Linked DNA regions of Homo sapiens: region 2 is linked to region 1. Evidence: chromatin contacts called from ENCODE Hi-C or POLR2A ChIA-PET data. All regions are on one chromosome and are shown on one strand. Each heading gives the region's core, a stretch centred on a gene start or an enhancer-like site at or near the end of the contact. The rest is flanking DNA. Distances are from core to core; before and after follow the strand shown.

Region 1 (3,297 bases), core at 282-2,781:
GCCTATCATAGGTTTTTGACGATAAAGGAGAGCCCGGGTTTTTGAGGTTAAGGGAGAGTTCCCTGACATCTTTGGGGTGAAGAAGAGATGGAGGGAGCAAAGCTGCCAAAGACCTCCTGTGACATTTCCACTAGTATCCACCTATAAGTAAGTGCTGGACTATGATTCCCTGGGGAGATCAGTGGCTCTAAAGACAGGCCCCTGGGCTCTTTCCTGGCTCTGACTCAGCTTCAAACCTGCCGTGCAACTGCTCAGAGTCTAAATGTCTTCATTTATGGAACTGAAATAATCCTGCTAAGATTACTTTCTTTGCTTCGTGATGTTTGCCTGAGAATAAGTAGCTGGGACTACAGGCGTGTGCCACCACGCCCATCTAATTTTTGTATTTTTTGCAGAGACAGGGTCTCACCTTGTTACCCAGGCTGGTCTCGAACTCCTGGGCTTAAGCAATCTGCCCACTTTGGCTTCCCAAAGTTCTGGGATTACAGGTGTGAACCATCACACTCGGCTAAAATGTTTTGAAAAATGGAAACATTGTACAAATGTGAGATGTTGTGCAACATGTCACTGAAACACGGTGGTATAAGAGAAGTTTTGGGAACCAGCAGACCAGAATTAGGCCTGAGAAAATCTTACAGTAAGCAGACCAGAATTAGGCCGTCTGAGAAAATCTTACAGTAAGCAGACCAGAATTAGGCCTGTCTGACAAAATCTTACAGTAAGCAGGCCATCTTCCCAGGCCTTCTCTTTTCTCCAGATAATGAAGAAGGCTTTTTAAAAGCAAAGCCAACTTGATTTGTTAATTGATCATCCAACTTCTTAACTGTCTTTTTCTCATGGTAAAATACCGAGAACATTGTGGGTGAGGAGCAAGTCGGGAGGTGGAACCCACCCCCGCACCCTGCCTCCAATAGATTGTATGTGTGGGTCGCTATTGCTGGGACCCACGAAGGCTGTGGATTGAGGACACAGGGTAGAAGTGGGATCTTCTGCAGGTCAGTGTCAGATGTGTCTGTGTGATGTAGTCATGGGAGAGGCGCGAGTCTTGGGCGGGTGTATCTTAGGGGTGTGGAAGTGTCTGCAAGGGCCTCCGTGGTATGTCATCACATTATTTATATCATGGGCATGACCCTGAACGTTCACCCGAGAGTGGTGAGAGAAAGGCCAGGATTTAAATCAGTCTTGACAGCGCAGATGAAGTTTGTTATTGTTTTCCGCCCTTCCCGAGGGACTTCGGAAATGGCCCCCTGAGAGGTGAATTCTTGGAAAGAATATGAGGGCGGTTAAGGCGTCTCTGTCTCAAACTCTCCGGATTTTTTGCAGCTACCAGGGACTGCGAGGGTCTGCGTCCTGGGTGGAAGGAAGCGGCGTCAGTCAACTTCCTCGCAGCGGCGGCAGCGGCGCGGGCTGCAGCGGAGCGCGCGGGTCTGCGCATCCCGCCCCCGGGTCGGGAAGGGGCGGAGCTGGGCGTCACCCGCCCCCGGCGGTCTCCTCCTCCCGGCCGCTCCCCCGAGCCGAGCCCGCCGCGGTCACAGCCACCCGCGGGAAGCTCGTGGCCGGGACCCCGAGGCGGGAGCGCGGGCTGGGCCGGGCTGGGCTACGCGCACGGGCTCGGCCGCCGCCCCTGCCGGTGAGTCCCGCCGCGGGAGGCGCGGAACGGGTCGAGTTGGGTATTGGGACCGCGAGGTCGGGGAGCCCCGGGGCCCGAGCTCGGGAGGCGGGGACGTCAGGATCGCGGCGTTGGGGAGTCCTCGCACCCCGAGCTCAGAGGGGAGGTCCAGAGTCGCAGCGTTGGGAACCTGAGGCCAGGGGCCGGAGTTTAGGGCCCCGATGTTGAGTCTCCGAATCCAAGCCCGGAAGGGGGGACGACGGGTTAGGATGCTGGGGAGCCCTGGAGCTCTGAACGGCTGTAGTGGGGTGGCCAGGACTGCGATGCTGGGGAGTCATGGAGCCTGAGCCTGGAGAGCTGGCGGGGGTGTGGGGACCGCGATGTTGGGAAGGCTGAGCCCGGAGGGCGGGAGATTCAGGACCAAGACGTGGGGGAGTCCGACAGGGCAGAACGAGGGGCGTCCTGTCCGCATTTGTGGGGCGCCCTCCGCAGGGCGGAGGGGAACGGAACCTGGGAGGGGAGTGCGGAGGAGAGGAAGCCCGGGGCGGTAGGGAGAGCCCGAGGAAGGGCAGCCCGAGGTAGGGGAACCCCGGAAAGAGTAGGGTGGGTCTAGGCATGTGCTTTCGCCGGGGAAAGATGGAGGGGGCTTCTCTGAGAGGGTGGGCGCGAGGAGCGGAGTTGTGATGGGAACCGCCGGCAGCTGGCTAATGGGCGGATGCTGGGGCTTGGCTGGATGGGAACGCCGCGGTGGGGTGTCGGAGGTGGCTGGTGGGGCTGGAACGCTGGGAACGTCTGTCTAGGCTATGAGAACGCAGCGCCCTCGGTGGAACAGGGTCGTAGATAACTCGAGAGGGAATCTAGTCTAGGGAGCAAGACCGGGCATCCCCAGACGGAGGCGGGTGGGGACCTCGCACTCAGCGCGCTTGGGGAATATTCGGAGCCTGGGTTTGGGGGCTGCTGCACCTTGCCGACCCGGTGCGGGGACCTGGAGGTAGCCGGGCACAGCAGCTTCCTGTGCAGCTGTGGGTGCTCCAGGCACTGGCAGACTAGTGGGAAGTCCAGGAGCCTTGGCAGGCTCATTGTCTTGACCTAAGTTGCATTCCATATTTCTTAGCTGGGTTAGAAATGATTTTGTCCAGGAACCCAATGAGAAGAGCCTGGGCTAAAAAAATTAGTTATGGAGTGAGATTTCAAATGTACAGGTAATACCTACCCGTGTGTGTGCGCGCCTTAGGGATAACTCATACAATACACTGTATGTGTGATTTTTAGACCCACGTGTGTACTACTTGTTCCAGTACTCTGAGAAGCTGTTTCTGGGTAAAAACGAGGAAAATCCACAACAAATACACACACCAAACAATGTCCACAAACGCACTGCATTCCAGTCGAGTTAAACATGAGAGTATTGTACAGTTTGGGAGTATTTGCTTGTCAGTGAAGACTCCTGTTACTGAAGTTAATAGGAGTTGCCTGCATGGAAGGTAGACTGCCCTTGACTGCCCTGTTAAGGTTATCCACAACGTGTACCCAGCCCTGAGCTGCTGCACCCTTGACCAGGTCAACTGGAAGGGAGCCAGACTGCTTAGGACCTCAGTGGATGAGTATCCAAGTGTGTATCTAAAAACAAAGGACCAAGGCATGGCTTTGTTTTTGTTTTTGTTTTTTATTTCTGCTGTTTGTCCTTG
Region 2 (3,349 bases), core at 771-3,270, 180 kb before region 1:
AAGTAGCATTTTGATAACCTGAGGATGGGGAAGGGCATTTCAGAAACAATACCTTAACAAAGGGTGGGTAAGCTTTGAAAGAAGGCCTGGAGAAAAATCAGGACCCCATCATCCCAGGTCCTGGAGCATGGTGGGGGGTAAGGCTAGAAAGGAAGTTGTACGAACTCAAATATTAATTCAAATGCTAAGAGGCTTACCCTTCATTCTGTATGCAAGCTAATGGCAGAAGAAAAGGCACAATTAGAGCCATGCTTTGAGAATCATTATTGAAAGCATGTCGAAGATGGTCTGAAGGAAGCAATTGGGAAAAGCAAGCATAGCTCATCCAAGTGGGTGAGAGTGTGAGTTAGAGGAAGCTTGGAAATTGGTGATGTGAGAGATGCTGCAGCTTCTGGGATTGCTGCCTGGTCGTGTGTAGAGGAGGGGCAGTAGGGCTCATTCTGAATCTTGTCTTGAAAAGCACATAGATAGTGATGCCAAAACCAGGACTACGGAAATCACTTGAAGCTGTATCCTACCTCCTCCTCCATCTGTATCTGCTTCACCTATCAAGGATATCTACTATTGCCACTAAAATTCAGGTGCTTATGGCCTCCCTCATTCATCAGCCAGGGTTTATCTGGCCAGGAAAGAGAAGCCCCTTCAGGCATTTGCAACAGAGGGAGTTTAAGTCAGAGAACTAGTCACCCTGGTAGTTGAGATTGCCATCAGCAAGAAGCTGTTACCATTTGAAGGCTGCAGGGACAAAGGGAGTGAGCAGTCCTCTGGGAGACTGAGGAAGGAAGCTCCTGGCTTCTCCCCACTTTCCACTTTCCACTTCCCACTTTTACTCATCTGTCCTCCAATTCCCTTTTGGCTGAGCCTAGCTGAAACCCAGCTGACAGGGGAGTTTGAGCAAGCAGCCTCCAGGGTCAGCCCTCTGAGTTACAGGTAGAGCAGGACAGGGAGGAATGGATCTCAGGACAAACAGGTTCAGGATCCGGCAAACTAATTTTACACTCCAGCCATTGAGTTGGAACTACTGGCCAGCCTCCCCCCGAGTTAGCATGTAGAATATGGGATACCAGCTGAGTGCCTGAGAGTTATCATTCACCTCAGTGGGGGTAGGGGCGGAGAAGGGTGACATATAGCCAGCCACATCTATATCCACTGGCCCTTCCTTGTCCTAGTCCTCTGTATTCCTGAGAAGGAACTATTCTCAAGGACCTGAGTCCAAGTTCATCTTACTTAGAGTACAGAGAAAAGAACCGCTAACTCCTTCTCTCTTTCCCCCATCATGTCTCCTCTCCTTTCTAGTTCTCATCACTCTCTACTCCCCCCTGCCCCCCTTTTCTCCATCTCCATCACCTTTGTCCAGTCTCTATCCCCATTTTCAATTCCTTCCTCAAAACACCAAGTTGCTTGGTAGCATGCAGGGTTGGAACATGCCTTTAACAGAAAATCTCGTGTCTCTTGAACCTAGTTATTTATTCCTTGAGCAGAGTAGATATTCAACAAAAGAATTGTTAAATTCAATTAAATAGGATATATCTTATTATTAAATATTTTTTTCATTTTTTGTTTACTTATATGATGGGAACTTGAGTAGTTTCCGGAATTGTCTCCACAACACCTGGCCAAGGAATCTGTGAGGAAAAGAAAGATCAAATGGAAAATCAAGGTACATGACACCAGAAGACCTACATGTTACTTCAAACTTTTTCTTCCTCATGAACCATTAAAATAGAGCATAACTCTTCTGGCAGCTGTACATATGTTCATAAATACATGATATTGACCCATAGCATAGCAGCTCTGCTCAGCTTCTAACAAGTAAGAATGAAAAGAGGACATGGTCTTTAGGAACATGAATTTCTGCCCTTCCCATTTTCCTTCAGAAGGAGAGATTCTTCTATGACCTCATTGGGGGCGGAAATTTTAACCAAAATGGTGTCACCCCTGAACCCACTGCGACACGCCACGTAAGTGACCACAGAAGGAGAAAAGCCCTATAAAAAGAGAGACGATAGCGCTACATTTTGTCCATCTCATAGCAGGCACAAACTCATCCATCCCCAGTTGATTGGAAGAAACAACGATGACTCCTGGGAAGACCTCATTGGTGGTGAGTCCTGCACTAACGTGCGATGCTCTTGCTGATTTGGACCAGATAGTATTTCTGGACCGTGGGCATGAAACGCTGGGTTCTGACTATGGAGATCCAGGAATACTGTATATGTAGGATAGGAAATGAAAGCTTTGGTAGGTATTTAAGTCATTGTGCAGCATTTTCAAGAACTGATACACAGCAGTTTGAAAGATAAGATTAAAACTGAAAGATAGCTATATTGGGGCTAAACCACACAAGAAGTGTCACATGATGCTGTGCAGTAAGAAAGAAAATTTATTGAAAGTCTGTTTTTCTGAGTACAAAGGATTTAATATAATTCTCCCACGGCATTTTTCTTTAAAATGGGTCACTATCCTTGAGATTTTGAAAGCCGTAGCAGCAACAACCTTTGTTTCCATTATCTCGTACCATATTCTCAGTACATTGAAACTATGTATTCTAACTAAACATAGGTATAACTGTGTTTTAGAATAAGTGGGGTTTATATTTTTTAAATATTTAACTTCAAGTATCTTTTTTGAAATCTGATTTTATTACAGAATCAATACATGTTAAATTTAGAACAACTGGAAAATATACCTAAGAAAACATGAAGGAGATCGAGTTTTTAGTTGGATGCCTGCCAGTAGCACCAACAGCACTTCTAGCATGAATATTGATACCACATAGATTTTCTATAGCTCTTTCTTCCAATGTGAATGTTTGACTTCACGATGAGTTTCACAGAATATGGGACTGAGAACAATGGTGCAGGAGGATATTTCTACCTAGAAAATCAAGGTTATTATTCCTTCCCAGACCTGACAATGATGCATGTGCTGATAGGCTAATGACATGCCATGACTTGACATTTTTATTAAAATTATTGCCAACCAATGGATAACATGTCTTTCCTAAGTCAAAAGGAGAATGTTGAAACTAGTTTTTTTAAAAAAATTTTAAAGCCATGGTGTTAACATTATGTTGGTCATCTACCTAGATTTTTCTCTAGCTGATCTGAAAAATGTAGTATAGATTGTCCTGGAACATTGTGTGTTCTCTATGATTAGCAATGCATCATCATCACAATTAATTTGTCAAAAAGAACCACATAGTAATCTAATCTCCAACCTCTCTCTCCTTTCCCATTCAATTCTAGTCACTGCTACTGCTGCTGAGCCTGGAGGCCATAGTGAAGGCAGGAATCACAATCCCACGAAATCCAGGATGCCCAAATTCTGAGGACAAGAACTTCCCCCG

The links. A loop is a pair of places that touch in the nucleus more often than their neighbours do. ChIA-PET counts read pairs that join two places held with the same protein, here RNA polymerase II (POLR2A). Pooled maps may share reads with other maps.
Region 2: a loop to region 1 is called in a pooled map, with 1.9 times the contacts of the local background. The contact joins the promoter of IL17A here to the promoter of PAQR8 in region 1. A Hi-C loop is called at or near these places in 2 of 50 pooled maps. POLR2A ChIA-PET finds 5 or more read pairs at or near these places in 3 of 52 experiments (OCI-LY7, activated CD4-positive, alpha-beta T cell and activated T-cell).

Annotation. Positions count from the first base shown.
Region 1 is chr6:52,360,620-52,363,916 of GRCh38, forward strand. It overlaps PAQR8 (progestin and adipoQ receptor family member 8), which reads left to right and starts at 1,532. Exons shown (of 2, transcript NM_133367.5): 1 at 1,532-1,630. RefSeq lists silencers at 936-1,121, 1,295-1,784.
Region 2 is chr6:52,184,355-52,187,703 of GRCh38, forward strand. IL17A (interleukin 17A) reads left to right here and starts at 2,021. Exons shown (of 3, transcript NM_002190.3): 1 at 2,021-2,104; 2 at 3,249-3,349. The coding sequence starts at 2,078.